Linked DNA regions of Homo sapiens: all the other regions are linked to region 1. The links are chromatin loops, found by intact Hi-C in ENCODE. Cell type or tissue: B cell. All regions are shown on one strand.

The links. A loop is a pair of places that touch in the nucleus more often than their neighbours do. Peaks named below come from ENCODE experiments on the same cell type or tissue, not always from the same donor. Only the 100,000 strongest peaks of a DNase experiment are listed, where the experiment ranks them.
Region 2: a loop joins it to region 1, with 4 times the contacts of the local background. A loop is called at or near these places in 5 of 110 quality-filtered maps.
Region 3: it touches region 1 in a loop (2.9-fold over the local background); 30 of 110 quality-filtered maps call a loop at or near these places.

What each region holds. Positions count from the first base shown.
Region 1 is chr7:101,075,885-101,080,884 of GRCh38, reverse strand. No RefSeq gene overlaps it. Among named protein-coding and RNA genes, the nearest start is that of TRIM56, 7.1 kb to the left of the region's middle. In B cell, CTCF peaks have their summits at 2,886 and 3,099 (motif pointing right); a DNase peak (open chromatin) is centred at 3,114; H3K27ac peaks cover 396 bases.
Region 2 is chr7:100,796,856-100,801,855 of GRCh38, reverse strand. It overlaps ZAN (zonadhesin), which reads right to left. Exons shown (of 48, transcript NM_003386.3): 46 at 4,391-4,490; 47 at 4,233-4,279; 48 at 4,059-4,149. The coding sequence ends at 4,124. Among named protein-coding and RNA genes, the nearest start is that of EPHB4, 28 kb to the left of the region's middle. RefSeq lists enhancers at 1-390, 2,334-2,393 and a silencer at 2,035-2,329. In B cell, CTCF peaks have their summits at 1,995 and 2,196; DNase peaks (open chromatin) are centred at 458 and 2,235.
Region 3 is chr7:101,124,499-101,129,498 of GRCh38, reverse strand. It overlaps SERPINE1 (serpin family E member 1), which reads right to left and starts at 2,395. Exons shown (of 9, transcript NM_000602.5): 1 at 2,255-2,395; 2 at 835-1,106. The coding sequence starts at 1,105. RefSeq lists enhancers at 400-1,179, 1,180-1,959, 2,740-3,519. In B cell, no CTCF peak of the experiment used is centred here; a DNase peak (open chromatin) is centred at 2,558; H3K4me3 peaks cover 847 bases; H3K27me3 peaks cover 1,405 bases.

The DNA of each region.
Region 1 (5,000 bases):
AGTAAACTGTCACCTCCTCTTAAAAAAAAAAAAACCCTGGGCCGGGCACAGTGGCTCACAGCTGTAATCCCAGCACTTTGGGAGGCCGAGGCGGGTGGATCACGAGGTCAGGGGATCAAGACCATCCTGGCTAACACAGTGAAACCCCGTCTCTACTAAAAAAGACGAAAAAATTAGCTGGGCGTGGTGGCGGATGCCTGTAGTCACAGCCACTCAGGAGGCTGAGGCAGGAGAATGCCATGAACCCAGGAGGCGGAGCTTGCAGTGAGCCGAGATCGCGCCACTGCACTCCAGCCTGGGCGACAGAGCGAGACTCCGTCTCAAAAAACAAACAAACAAACAAACAAAAATCATGCACACCACCACTATTTAACAACCAGCCCATAGAATTCTTTTTTAAATAATTTTTATTTATTATTTCTTATTGAAACAGGGTCTCGCTATGTTGGGCAGTGTGGTCTTGAACTCCTGGCTTCAGGTGGTCCTCCCGTGTCAGCCTCCCAAAGTGCTAAGCAATGAGCTCTCAAGGATCCAGTACCCTTTGGAAGCTTTCAGAATGTTCTTTGATCCCAGTGTTCAGAATTTCACAGTGAGTACATCCTGCTGGGCATGTAGTGGCTCTTTTAAATCTGCCAACATGGCTGGGCACAGTGGCTCACGCCTGTAATCTCAGCACTTTGGGAGGCTGAGGTGGGTGGATCACTTGAGGTCAGGAGTTCGAGACCAGCCTGGCCAACATGGTGAAACCTCATCTCTACTAAAATACAAAATTAGCCGGGTGTGGTGGCGGGGCGTCTGTAATCCCAGCTACTCTGGAGGCTGAGGCAGGAGAATCCCTTGAGTGGGGAAGGCGGAGGTTTCTGTGAGGTGAGATTGTGCCATTGCATTCATTGCACTCTAGCCTGGGCAACACAGTGAGACTCCATCTCAAAAAAAAAAAAATCTGCCAACAGGTGCCTTGAGGTGTGGGAAATTCTCTCAAGGATTTTGTGGAAATTCTCTCCCCTCCATTTTCTCTGCTTCTTCCTCTGAGCTCTCACCATTCAGAGTTGCGCCTCCTGAGTGATTCCTCTAATTTTATATTTTCTCTTCTCTTTTCTTTTTCCTGTTTCTTTTTTTTTTTTTTTTTTTTTTTGAGATGGAGTTTCGCTCTTGTTGCCCAGGCTGGAGTGCAATGGCGTGATCTCGGCTCACCGCAACCTCCGCCTCCCAGGTTCAAGCAATTCTCCTGCCTCAGCCTCCCGAGTAGCTGGGATTACAGGTATGTGCCACCATGCCCAGCTGATTTTGTATTTTTAGTAGAGACGGGGTTTCTCCATGTTGGTCAGGCTGGTCTCGAACTCCCGATCTCAGGTGACCCGCCCGCCTCGACCTTCCAAAGTGCTGGGATTACAGGCATGAGCCACTGCGCCCGGCTTTTTTTTTTTTCCTGCTTTCTGGATGACTTCCTTAATTAAAACCTTCCAACCCTTCTATTGTGTCTTTCAAATCTGCCATCACGGTTTTTTGTTTGTTTGAGAGGGTCTCGCTCTGTCGCCTAGGCTGGAATGCAGTGGCTCAATCTTAGCTCACTGCAACCTCTGCGTCCTGGGTTCAAGAGATTCTTCGGCCCCAGCCTCCCGAGTAGCTGGGAATACAGGCGCGTGCCACCACGCCTGGCCAATTTTTGTATTTTTAGTAGAGATGGGGTTTCACCATATTGGCCAGGCTGGTCTTGATTTCCTGACCTCATGATCCGCCCACCTCGGCCTCCCAAAGTGCTGAGATTACAGGTGTGAGCCACTGCACCTGGCCTGAAGCCATAGTAATTGGAAGGTTTTAATTAAGGAAATCATCCAGAAAGCAGGAAAAAAAAAAAAAGAAAGAAAGAAATAGGAGTACAGTGGCACGATCTAGGCTCACTGGAACCTCCACCTCCCGGGTTCAAGAGATTCTCCTTCCTCAGCCTCTTGAGTAGCTGGGACTACGGGCGCCCACCTGGCTAATTTTTGTATTTTTAGTGGAGATGGAGTTTCACCATGTTGGCCAGGCTGGTCTTGAACTCCTGACCTCAGCCTTGGCCTCCCAAAGTTCAGGGATTACAGGCGTGAGCCACTGCACCCAGCCAAAAAAATAAAAAATATTTTTTAAAAATTGCATAGAACTATGCAGACACACACACACACATACATGCACACACACACATGAGTGCATGTAAAAACTACTGCAATCTGAGTAAGATCTGTAGTCTAGTTAATGGTATTGGACCAATGTCAATTTCTTTATTTTTATAATGTACTGTATCAGGATTGTGTTGGCAATTACTCGACTATGTACACTTGTCAAAACTCATTGAACTATATACTTAAATGGATGGTTTTTAGTTTATATAAATTATAGCCCAATGAAGCAAATTTTAAAATATAAAATATTAGGCCAGGCGTGGTGGCTCATGCCTGTAATCCAGCACTTTGAGAGGCCAAGGCAGGTGGATTACTTGAGGTCAGGAGTTTGAGACCAGCCTGGCCAAGATGGTGAAACACTGTCTCTACAAAAATACAAAAATTAGTCAGGCCTGGTGGCGGGCGCCTGTAATCCAGCTGCTTGGAAGGCTGAGGCAGGAAAATCGCTTGAACCTGGGAGGTGGAGGTTGCAGTGAGCTGAGATCGTGCCACTGCACTCCATCCTGGGCGACAGAGTGAGATTCTACATCAAAAAAAAAAAAAAAAGAAAAAAAGAAAAGAAAAGAAAAGAAAAAGAAAAAAGAAGAAAAAAGAAAAAAAAAGAAAAGAAGAAAAAAAAGTAAAATTGTAATCCTAGGCCCATCCCTCTTCTCCCAGTGCCAAGGCTTCAGGATCAGATGTGTAGTGATAGCGAAACATGTGTGGCAGCCCAGGTAGCCTCTTTTTACCTTTTATCCTATAAACCTCTCTGACTTTTGAAGCTGTGATCACTTCCTTCTCAAAACTCACGCCTCTCTAGGTCGACGCCCCCTCTTCCCCCTCCTCCTCTGCCCCCTCCCCTCTGCCCTGCTGGCTTCTCTTCCTCTGCCTGTTCCCCAATTGCTAGGCATACCTGTGCTCCCAGTGCCCGCAGCACCATCCACTCTGAACCATCTTTGCCATCCAGGCCCACTAGAGGGAGCTCTGTCCCCTGCTAACGCTGCCTGCTGGCTCCGGGCGATAGTCAATTACCCAGTCACCCATAAAAACCACCTTTCCTTCATCCAGTAAACCATAATGTTGCCACGGCAACTACTGCCTTCCTTGTCTTTTCCTCCTTAGCCAATTCTGTGGACTAATTCTAGAATGACTGTTCTTGCGTGGTCACTCTCCCCATCAGTGTCCATAGCAGCTCTTATAAGACCCCATGACAATACCATGTCCCTGCATGTTCAGCTGTGCCAGGCAGCTGGAGAAGGGCAGGGACGGTGCATAGACCAGTGGGCAGAGCCTGGGGAGGTCCCTGTCAGCCTGTGGTTGCTCCTGCCAATCATCATAGGCCCTATGTGTCCCTTCTAGGCTGCCAGACCCAGGGGCCCATCCTCAGTTCCTGTTTGTTCTGTTTTGTGAGACGGAGTCTTGCTCTGTCGCCCAGGCTGGAGTGCAGTGGCGTGATCTCGGCTCACTGCAACTTCCACCTCCTGGGTTCATGCATCTCCTGCCTCAGCCTCCTGAGTAGCTGGGATTACAGGCGCCCGCCACCACACTTGGCTAATTGTTGTATTTTTTAGCAGAGATGGGGTTTCACCATGTTGGCCAGGCTGGTCTTGAACTCCTGACCTCAGGTGATCCGCCCATCTCAGCCTCCCAAAGTGCTGGGATTACAGGCATGAGCCACAGTGCCTGGCCTCCAGTTCCTGTTTATACCAGGAAAACTCCCTCAAAGATTCCATTTTCTCCTTTTACTACTCCTTCCACCAGGGTCTCAGATATAACATCTAAAGAAGCACCAAAAATGTTACTAATCAGCATACATTTTTTGTGGATATGTTAATAATTAATATTTCAATGCAATACTTAAAAAATAAAATTACAAGACATCCATAATAAACATAATATCACAATTTTAAGTAAAGACAGAGTCAGTGTTACTGAGATTTCCTTTTGCCACTAGATCCTTTTAGCATATTTTCCATCTTTTGTTCTTGTTTTTGTTTTTGTTTTTAGAGACAGGGTCTTGCTCTGTCACCCAGGCTGCAGTGCAGTGCTGTGACCATAGCTCACTGCAGGCTTGAACTCCCAGGCTCAAGCGATTTTCTCACTTCAGCCTCCCGAGTAGCTGGGATTACAGGCACATGCTGCCACAGCTAGCTAATTTTTTGTATTTTTAGTAAAGACAGGGTTTCACCGTGTTCCCCAGGCTGATCTCAAACTCCTGAGCTCAGGCAATCCACTCGCCTCAGCCTCCCAAAGTCCAAAGTGCTGGGATTACAGGAGTGAGCCACTGCACCCGGCTATTTTATCTTTTGTAGAGATGGGGGGGGGTCTCACTGTGTTGCCCAGGCTGGTCTCAAACTCCTGGCCTCAAGTGATCCTCCCGCCTTGGCCTCTCAAAGTGCTGGGGTCACAGTAGAGACACAGTGCCTAGCCTATTTCCCATCTTAAAAACACAAGAGGCCGGGTGCAGTGGCTCACGCCTGTAATCCCAGCACTCTGGGAGGCCGAGGTGAGGGGATCACAAGGTCAGGAGTTCGAGACCAGCCTGGCCAAAATGGTGAAACCCCATCTCTACTAAAAATACAAAAATTAGCTGGGCGTGGTGGCCGGCACCTGTAATCCCAGCTACTCAGGAGGCTGAGGCAGGAGAATCGCTTGAGCCCGGGAGATAGAGATTGCAGTGAGCCGAGATCGCTCCACTGCACTCCAGCCTGGGCGACAGAGTGAGACTCCATCTCAAAAATAAATAAAAATTAAAAAAACAACAACAACAACACAAGAAAGCCAGTTCCCTGCTTGACCTTGCATGCCCCTACCAGTGAACAATGTCTGCCTTTGTTCTCCTTTTTCTCTGGGACCCAC
Region 2 (5,000 bases), 280 kb after region 1:
TGACAAGGACCAGCCTGGCTTAACCTGGTCCATTGCTTTTTCTTTTTCTTTTTCTTTTTTTTTTTTTTTTTTTTTTTTTTTTTGAGACAGGGCCTCACTCTGTCACTCAGGCTGGAGTGCAGTGGAATGATCATAGTTCACTGTAACCTTGAACTCCTGGGCGCAAGGGATCCTCCCATCTCAGCCTCCCGAGTGGCTGGGAATCCTCCAGGCACACACTACCACACCCAGCTGATTTTTTTTATTTTTTGTAGAGACGGGTTGGGGGGGGTCTCACAATGTTGCCCAGGCTGATCTCAAACTCCTGGCCTCAAGCTATCCTCCCCTCCCAGCCTCCCAAGGTACTAGGATTACAGGCGTGAGCCACCGCGCCCAACCTTTTTCCATTTCTGCACTTGAGTCGCCCCCTGTTGACGTGTTTGGGTCAGTGCTGGACCCCAAATCACAGCTGGGGCCCTTCCCGGTCCAGGGAGGCTTGTCTCAATTTCCCACCTCTACAGCCCTCTTCTGGAGTCCCTCAGGCTCTTCTCTGTCCCCTTTCCCTTGGTGACACATCACCCATGTTTTGTACCCCTGAGGAGGTGTGGGAGGGACTCGGGGGGTCCATCCAGAGGATGTTGCCCAGGCCCACCCTCTTCCCCTGCCAACCAGACATCCGGGCTAGATAAGGTGTCCTAGAGAGCTGTAGCTGGAGAAAGAAAGGTTAATGGGCATTGCAGAGGTGCAGCAGAGAGGCCAAGAGTGAAGACCCGGTGTGGGGAGCTGGGGTCAGGGCAGGGGGCTGCAGAAGCCCCCTGAGGTCCAGCCCCAAGAGCTCCAGGCTGCCCTGAGCCTTCCTGCCACATCCAGCTCCCCACCATGAATGCTCTTCCAGCTAGGGCAAGGGAGAGTCTCGCTGGGCAGGACCCTCCCTTCCCGGGTTTGGGTCTTGCTTCATTCCCATAAAGGTGACCTCAGGGCGTGTCATCCCAGAGGATAAGCGCAGAGTATAACACATTTCTAGAACTCAGTATCCTCCCTGGTTGGTTGGTTGGTTGGTTGTTTCTTTAGAGACAGGGTCTCGTTCTGTTGCCCAGGCTGGAGTGCAGTGGTGCAGTCATAGCTCACTGCAGCTTGGAACTCCTGGGTTCAAACAATCCTCCCGCCTCAGTCACCCAATAATTCTTTACATTTTTGTAGAGACAGGGACTCGCTATGTTGCTCAAGCTGGTCTCCAACTCCTGATCTCAAGCAATTCTCCCTCCTCAGCCTCCCAAAGCACTGGGATTACAGGCGTGAGCCACCACACCCAGCCTGTCCTCCGTTTTGACATCCCCAAACCCAAATCCCCTTTGGGGTCCTACATCCTGATCTTCCCCCAGCCCAATTGGCAGCCTTCCATTCCTTCCAGTGGCACGATCTCAGCTCACTGCAAGCTCTGTCTCCCGGGTTCACGCCATTCTCCTGCCTCAGCTTCCTGAGTAGCTGGGACTACAGGCGCCAGCTGCCACACCCGGCTAATTTTTTTTTGTATTTTTAGTAGAGATGGGGTTTCACCGTGTTAGCCAGCATGGTCTCGATCTCCTGACCTCGTGATCCGCCCGCCTCGGCCTCCCAAAGTGCTGGGATTACAGGTGTGAGCCACCGCACCCAGCAAGCCTTCCTTCTTAGAGCACAAGCAAGACGTCCCAGCCCCCACTTCCAAGCAAGGACCTGCCTGATGGGAGGCAGAGGTCCCGAGGGAGGGGGCGGGATGTTTGCACCTTGGCCTCAGGCTGGGGTGAGTGGGTCACTCCTAGTAGGATAGAGGTCAGAATTCTTCAGCAACCCAGACCCCAGACCCCGCCCTCAGTAACCCCTAGCCCCTTTTGGAAAATGGAGGAATACCGGGGGTGGGGGCCTCTCCAGAGGGTCACAGGCTGATTTGCTTTTTTTGGAAAAAGCCACTTTTTTTAGCCAGGACGTGGTGACATGCGCCTATAGTCCTGGCTACTTGAGAGGCTGAGGCTTGAGCCCAAGAATTCAAGCTCCCATCTCAGCCTCCTGAGTAGTTGGGAATCCTCCAGGCGCACGCCACCATGCCCAGCTGATGTTTTATTCTTTGTAGAGACAGGGGGCCTCATAATGTTGCCCAGGTTGATCTCAAACTCCTGGCCTCAAGCAGTCCTCCCCCTCAGCCTCCCAAGGCGCTGGGATTACACCACGCCCGACCTGCTTTTTCCACTTCTGCACCTCAGTCGCCCCCTGTTGTCGTGTTTGTGTCAGTGCTGGACCCCAAATCACAGCTTGGGCCCTTCCCAGCCCAGGGAGACTTGCCCTCAATTTCTCACCTCTACAGCCCTCTTCTGGGGTCCCTCGGGCTCTTGAGTCCTCTGTCCCCTCTTCCCTTGGTGACACATCACCCATGTTTTGTTCCCTCGAGGAGGTGTGGGAGGGACTTTGGGGGGTGAACTATGATTGCGCCACTGCACTCCAGCCTGGGTAACAGAGGAAGCACCTGTCTCTAAATAAGGAAGGGAGGGACAGAGGGGAGAGAGAAAGAAAGAAAACAGAGAGAGAGAGAGAGAGAGGGAGGGAGGGAGGGAGAAAGGAAGGAAGGAAGGAAGGAAGGAAGGAAGGAAGGAAAAACGAAGGAAGGAGAGAGTAAGAGGAAGAAAAGGAAGGGAAGGAGGGAGGAAAGGATGGAGGAAGGAAGGAAGGAGGGAAGGAAGGAAGGAAGGAAAGGCGGGCAGGCCACGTTTGGCTGGGTAAGGTGGTCACGTGTATTCCTTGTACTTTGGGAGGTGGAGGCAGGCTGAGCTCTTTGAGCCCAGGAGTTCAAGACCAGTTTAGGCAACATAGTGAGACCCTATCTCTTCTAAAAAATATCAAAATTAGCCAGGCGTAGTGGTGCATGCCTGTAGTCCCAGCTACTCAGGAGGCTGAGATGGGAGGATCGTTTGAGCCCCGGGGGTCAAGGCTGCAGTGAGCTATGACTGCACCACTACACTCTAGCCTGGGCAACAGAGTGAGACCTTGTCTCTAAAAAAAAAGAAAAAGAAAAAAAAGCCACATTCCCCAACCTTAGTCTGTACTTGACATGTAAAATTTCTCAGAATCACCTTGGTGGGGAGCCAGAGGCCACGTCCTCTAAGCACTCGGATTCCTGAGGTGAAGTCTTCTCCTAAATCAGAAGCCGAGGGTCTGGGGCTGCATCCCACCCTCCATTCCCCTGCCCGCCCTGTTCCTTCTGCCCTCCCTGCTCCTTCTGTCTCCCCTAGTGATGTCAGCCTCGCCGGGACTGAATGTGCCACCCGCATGTGGCTTTCTCTAAGGGACAACACCCTCACCTCAAACCTAGGTTCCTCTCCCCTCTAGACATTTTGCACAGAACCCAGCCCTACCTAGGCCTCCACGTGCCTCTCTCCCTCATTTTCCTCCCTCCAAGACCCAACTTCCTCCACTATAATCATGTGGACATTCACGTCTCAAAAATACATAATTTTGGGCCAGGCGTGGTGGCTCATGCCTATAATCCCAGCACTTTGGGAGGCCAAGTCGGGCAGATCACTTGAGGTCAGGAGTTCGAGACCAGCTTGGCCAACATGGCGAAACCTCGTCTCTACTAAAAATACAGAAATTAGCCAGGCAAGGTGGTGTGTACTTGTAATCCCATCTACTCAGGAGGCTGAGGCAGGAGAATCGCTTGAACCCAGGAGGTGGAGGTTGCAGTGAACAGAGATCACACCACTGTACTCCAGCCTGGGAGACAGAGCGAGACTCCATCTCAACAAAAAACTGAAACAAAAATAAATAATTTTGGCCAGACACCATGGCTCATGCCTGTAATCACAGGGCTCTGGAAGGCCAAGGCGGGAGGATTGCTGGAGGCCAGGAGTTTGAGACCAGCCTGGGCTACATAGTGAGACCCGCCCCCATCTCTACAAAAACAAAAATGTTAAAATTTAGCCTTCGTGGTGACGCATGCCTGCAGTCTCAGCTACCCAGGAGGCTGAGGCAGGAGGCCCAGGAGGTTGAGGCTGCAGTGAGCTGTGATCGTGCCACTGCACTCCAGCCTGGCGACAGAGCAAGACCCTGTCTCAAATAAATAAATATATAAATTTATTTAATCTTCTTGTCTGAAGACAGCTCAAAACTGAGCAACTTAACAGGCACAGTCCAGAACAGTATCTGAGGAGAAAGCAAGAAAACCATGTATGAGAGGAGACTCAACTCTAGGCCCCGAGGTTCCGGGCTGTGGGGTTGGTTCTCACCTGTGTCCACCAGCCTGGCCAGTCTGTCTCCCTCCTGCGTTTTCTCTCTAGAAGGCATGGGGGAATAGACATGGGTCCCCAAGTGGCCCTTTACGGGCCCAGCCGCTTCCCGGTTTGCACACCCCACCCGCCCTTCCTCTCTCCTTCCCAGGACTCACCTCTTCCTCCTCGTTCTGTAAATGCACTCTCTGGTCACGGCCAGTAGTACGACCACCACAGGCACCAGCAGTCCCAGTAGGACGCCCACCAGGTTAGATGCTTCTGGGTGCGGGGAAGAGACATTAGGTCGAACGTGAGACGGGAAGGGTGGGGACTGAGGGGTACTCCCTTTTGGGGATTGCTTGCTACCCCAGGGGACCTCATCTCTCTAAATCTCTAGGTGTGTCTGCTTCTTCCTCCAGGAGGTTCTCACCTCCAGGGACTCCAAGGTCTTAGTGCCCCCTCCCCAACCCCCGCAATGTTTTCTGTTTGCCATAAGCCTTTTTAGACAGAGTCTGGCTCTATTGCTCAGGCTGGAGTGCAGTGGTGCGATCATAGCTTTCTGCAGCCTTGAACTCCTGGGCTCAAGCAATCCTCCCCCTCAGCCTGCTTTCCAAGTAGCTGGGACTATGGGCACATGCCACCACACCCGGTTAATTTTCGTGATTTTTTGTAGAGATGGGGTCTTGCTATGTTACCAGGCTGGTCTTGAACTCCTGGCTCAAGTGATCCTCCCGCCTTGGCCTCCCAAAGTCCTGAAATTACAGGCATGAACCACCACGCCTGCCC
Region 3 (5,000 bases), 49 kb before region 1:
TTGTGTCTCAGCTTCCTGAGTAGCTGGGATTACAGGTGCACCACCTCATCAGACTAATTTTTATATTTTTATTAGAGACGGGGTTTCACCGTATTGCCCAGGCTGGCCTTGAACTCCTAGCCTTGGGTGATCCTCCTGCCTCAAACTCCGAAAGTGCTGAGATTACAGGCATGAGGCACTGTGCCTGGCCTTAGATTTTTTTCCTATAGTGATGGCTATGCTAAGTATTTCACAAGTGTAATTCCATGAATTCTTTTATTTTTTTTTTTTGAGACGGAGTCTCTCTCTGTCGCCCAGGCTGGAGTGCAGTGGCACGATCTCAGCTCACTGCAAGCTCTGCCTCCTGGGTTCATGCCATTCTCCTGCCTCAGCCTCCCGAGTAGCTGGGACTACAGGCGCCTGCCACCACGCCTGGCTAATTTTTTTTGTATTTTTAGTAGAGATGGAGTTTCACTGTGTTAGCCAGGATGGTCTTGATCTCCTGACCTCATGATCCGCCCGCCTTGGCCTCCCAAAGTGCTGGGATTACAGGCGTTTGAGCCACCGCGCCCGGCTCATGAATTCTTTAGGACAGCAAATAATCCTCATTTTGTAGATGGGCAAACTTAACGAGGTTAAGATCACACGGTGGTGAATAAGCGGTAAATCTACTGGTCAGACACCCTTGGAGATTCAAGGGTCCAGTGACTTGGAGTGTAGTGGGAAGAAGATGGGGTGGCCCCTGCAGCACAGCTGTATGGGGCTTGGCTCGGCTAAGCCAGAGCCAGCCTTTCCTTGGCTTCTGGTAGGTCTGTTCTGCATGCCACCCACCTCCCCTGGTGTCCCGTGGCTCACCATCAATCTTGAATCCCATAGCTGCTTGAATCTGCTGCTGGGTTTCTCCTCCTGTTGTCAGCTGGAGCATGGCCAACACCGAGGCCACCCCATAGGGTGAGAAAACCACGTTGCGGTCCTTGGAGGCCTGCGCCACCTGCTGAAACACCCTCACCCCGAAGTCTGAGGCCAGGTGGGCCACGTAGGATGGGGGATGGTGCACAGCAGACCCTTCACCAAAGACAAGGGCCAGGCCCAGGACTAGGCAGGTGAGGGCTGGAGACATCTGCATCCTAGAGCAATGGAAAGAGGGCTGGTGAAGGAATCGTTCTGGAAGACAGGCGGGAGGGGAGGGGAGCTGGCCAGCTGTGGGCCCTGCTCTTCTTGTTTCCTGCAAGCAGGTGGTAAGTGAACACTAGGGCAAGGTGCAGGAAGAGACCATGACATGTTCAGGTTCTAAGCCCATCCCACTCCGTCTCACTCAGACTGACTTATCCCCGGGCAGTGGCAGGGAGTCTTCGCCCATCTTGCCCTGTGGGAATCTTGGAATCCAGTCCATCTCCCTTCCCTCTGTGTCCCGTAAAAAAGCCTTAGAAGAAAAGCAGGTGAGAAGTCATTACCACTCTCTGCCTTTGCAGCCCAGGGGGAATTTAGCCCAGACTCAATTATCAATTATCACAACATCTTTGATTTGCATAAGCTTTAAATTTGCTTTCTTTTCTTTTCTTTCTTTTCTTTCTTTCTTCCTCTTTCCTCTTTCTTTCTTTCTTTCTTCTTTACTTCCTTCCTTCTTTCCTCTCTCTCTTTCTCTCTCTTTCTTCCTTCCTTTCATTCATTTTTAGAGACAGGGTCTTGCTCTGTCACCCAGGCTGGGTGCAATGGCTCAGTCTTGGCTCCCTGCAGCCTCCGCCTCCCCAGCTGAAGCAATCCTCCCACCTCAGCCTCCCAAGTAGCTGGGAATACAGGCACACCAGCACGCCCAGCTAATTTTTGTATTTTTTTGGGAGAGCAGGGTTTTGCCATGTTGCCCAGGCTGGTCTCAAACTCCTGGGCTCAAGTTATCTGCCTGCCTCAGCCTCACAAAGTGCTGGGATTACAGGCATGAGCCACAGTGCCCAGCCTTAATTCTCTTAATGCTTTCCCAGCGATTGTTTCATTCAAGTTAGCAGGCATGAGGTGGGAAATGGGTAAGTGTCTTGATGCAGAGGGACTGAGAGAGTCAAGGTTCTTGTTACTGGGTGATGGGGTTGTTGGTGACGCCTGACCATCCTCCCTGCTCTCCTGCAGTCACCCCTAGGGCAGGGTCGACCCAAGGCTGCAGGTCCGAGGAAAAGAAAATAGAGGAATAGCGGGGGATCATGGAGGGAGGAGATTCTGGGGAGGCGAGTTCTCTGCCTTAAGCCCGAAGTAAGAGGTTGGAGGGAGTTTGCTTTTCTCCTACCTGAAGTTCTCAGAGGTGCCTTGCGATTGGCGGTTCGTCCTGCTCTGGCGGCGGCTGCTGAGCTGCAGGAATTCAGCTGCTGGAGGGGGGCGTGTGGGTCTTCTTGACAGCGCTCTTGGCCCTGCAGCCAAACACAGCTGTGCTCCTCTGTGGGCCACTGCCTCCTTTTATACCAGATGTGGGCAGGAAATAGATGAACTCATGTTCCAGCCCCACCCACTCACTGGCTCTGGGAGTCCGTCTGAACAGCCAGCGGGTCCCCCTCGACACCTCCCTCTCTGGGACTTGCTGAGGCATGTGTGTGTGTGTGTGTGTGCTGCTCTGTGTGTGTACGTGTGTAAGAGCATTCAGGAACAATTGAGCAAACCCCAATAGCCTTGGCCTGAGAACCTCCCTTGACCTTTCTGCCCTCTGCCTGTGTCTGTCTCTCCCGGATGTCCTGCCAGGTTGACTGTCTGCCATGCCGGGTGACCCAAAAAGCCTAGGACCCCTAGTGTTCAGCTTGGAGAAAAAAAAAACAGCTCACGTTGCCTGCTTTTCCTTTGGCGAACCAGGTCACTGTGGAGTTATCAAAGATAACCTCCATCAAAACGTGGAAGTTTTCCCCCAGGGCTGTCCACCCGGTGCTCTGGACCACCTCCAGGAAAGAGCGCCCCTCCCTCCTCCTGGGCCCAGCCCAACAGCCACAGGGCATGCAGCCAGCCACGTGATTGTCTAGGTTTTGTCTGTCTAGGACTTGGGCCCAACAGAGGACTCTTGGTCTTTCCCTCATCCCTGCCATGTGCCCGGCCGCCTCCGATGATACACGGCTGACTCCCCACGTGTCCAGACTCTCTCTGTGCCCCTGAGGGCTCTCTTGTGTCAACAACCTTGTCTGGCTGAGGTTGGAGGTGTGCTGGGTGGGGTGGTGGTGGCTGAACGGGACCAGGGGTTACCATGGTAAAAGCTTGGTAAGGAAACAGGAGACCAACGTGTAAGTTTCACTTCTTCGAGCTGCCCGCTAGGACTTGGGGCAGCTTGTCCTTTATCCTCTTCCTCCAGACACAGACACAAGGGGAAAAGGGATAGAAACAGAGTGTCAATTCATGGCAGGTTTGCAGGGTGTGCTTTTAGGGCAAGGGGGTGAGGGGAGGAAGAGTGACCGATAGATTCTGTGGAGCAGTGGTCCTCAACGTTTTTGGCACCAGGGACTGGTTTCATGGAAGACAATTTTTTCACAGACCAGGGTGGGATGGTTTCGGGATGATTCAAGCACATTACATTTATTGTGTGCTTTATTTCTATTATTATTACATTGTAATATATATAATGAAATAATTCCACAATTCACCATCGTGTAGAATCAGTGGGAGCCCTGAGCTTGTTTTCCTGCAACTAGATGGTCCCATCTAGGGGTGATGGGAGACCGTGACAGATCATCAGGCATTAGATTCTCATAGGGAGCTTGCAACCTAGATCCCTCACATGAACAGTTTAGAATAGGGTTCGAGCTCCTATGAGAATCTAATGCCGCCGCTGATCTGACAGGGAGTGGAGCTCTGGTGGTAATGCGAGTGATGAGGAGTGGCTGTAACTACAGATGAAATTTCACTCACCTGCCACTCACCTCCTGTTATGCAGCCTGGTTCCTAACAGGCTATGGACCAGTACGGGCCCCTGGCCCAGAGGTTGGGTACCTCTGCTGTAGAGGGTGGAAACTGGCTAGCAGTGGGTGAGCATGTAGGGCTAGACTAGTGGATTTTGTTGTTGTTGTTGTTTTTTGTTTTTTTTGTTTTTCTGTTTTGAGACGGAGTCTTATTTTGTTGCCCAGGCTGAGTGCAGTAGCACTATCTTGGCTCACTGCAATCTCCGCCTCCCAGGTTCAAGTGGTTCTCCTGCCTCAGCCTCCCGAGTAGCTGGGATTACAGGTGTGCACCACCACGCCCGGCTAATTTTTGTATTTTAGTAGAGACGGGGTTTCACCATGTTGGTCAGGCTGGTCTCGAACTCCTGACTTCGTGATCCGGCTGCCTCGGCCTCCCAAATGCTGGGATTACAGGCATGAGCCACCGCGCCCAGCTGGATTTGGGGTTTTGACAGGGTCAGGTGCCCTTGGCCGTGTGGTCTGGATGTTGTGGATGGAAGGGTGGCCAGGGTGCTGCCCAGGGGGTCCTGTATTGGAGAGATGGCATACTTGGGGTCCACGGACTGTTGGGTTTAGTGTATGTGGTGGGGTTCAGTTGGGAGAATCCATGGCAACAGCTGATAGCAGAGTCACAGGAAGTTTCAGTGGGTGGAAGCGTCGGATGTTTGTTTTGGATTTTTTCAGTAAACAGATACCAAGGGCAACCACACTGAGCAGCCCTCCTGCTTTTTAATCTGCCTTAGGCTTTGTTTTCTCACAGCTGGCAGGGAAAGAGAGGAGAACCACAGTCGGAAAGTTAGGCTCACAGACACATTAGGAGAACTCTTCCTGTGAAACTGCCTCTTGTTTATGTCTTTTTCCTTTTCTTAGTTGTGGTTTGGAGTCCCTGAGAGTGTGGTTAGCGGTGAGGAAGAAGCAACTGCCCTGACCTCTTGGAAGAAGACAAGTCCAGCCCCAAACCCATCTCTTTTTTTTTTTTTTTTTGGAGACAGGGTCTCACTCTGTCACCAAGGCTGGAGTGCAGTCATGTGATCATAGCTCACTGCAGACTTGAACTCCTGGGCTCAAGCAAGTATCGGGGACTACAGGCAAGCACCACCACGCCCAGCTAATTATTATTTT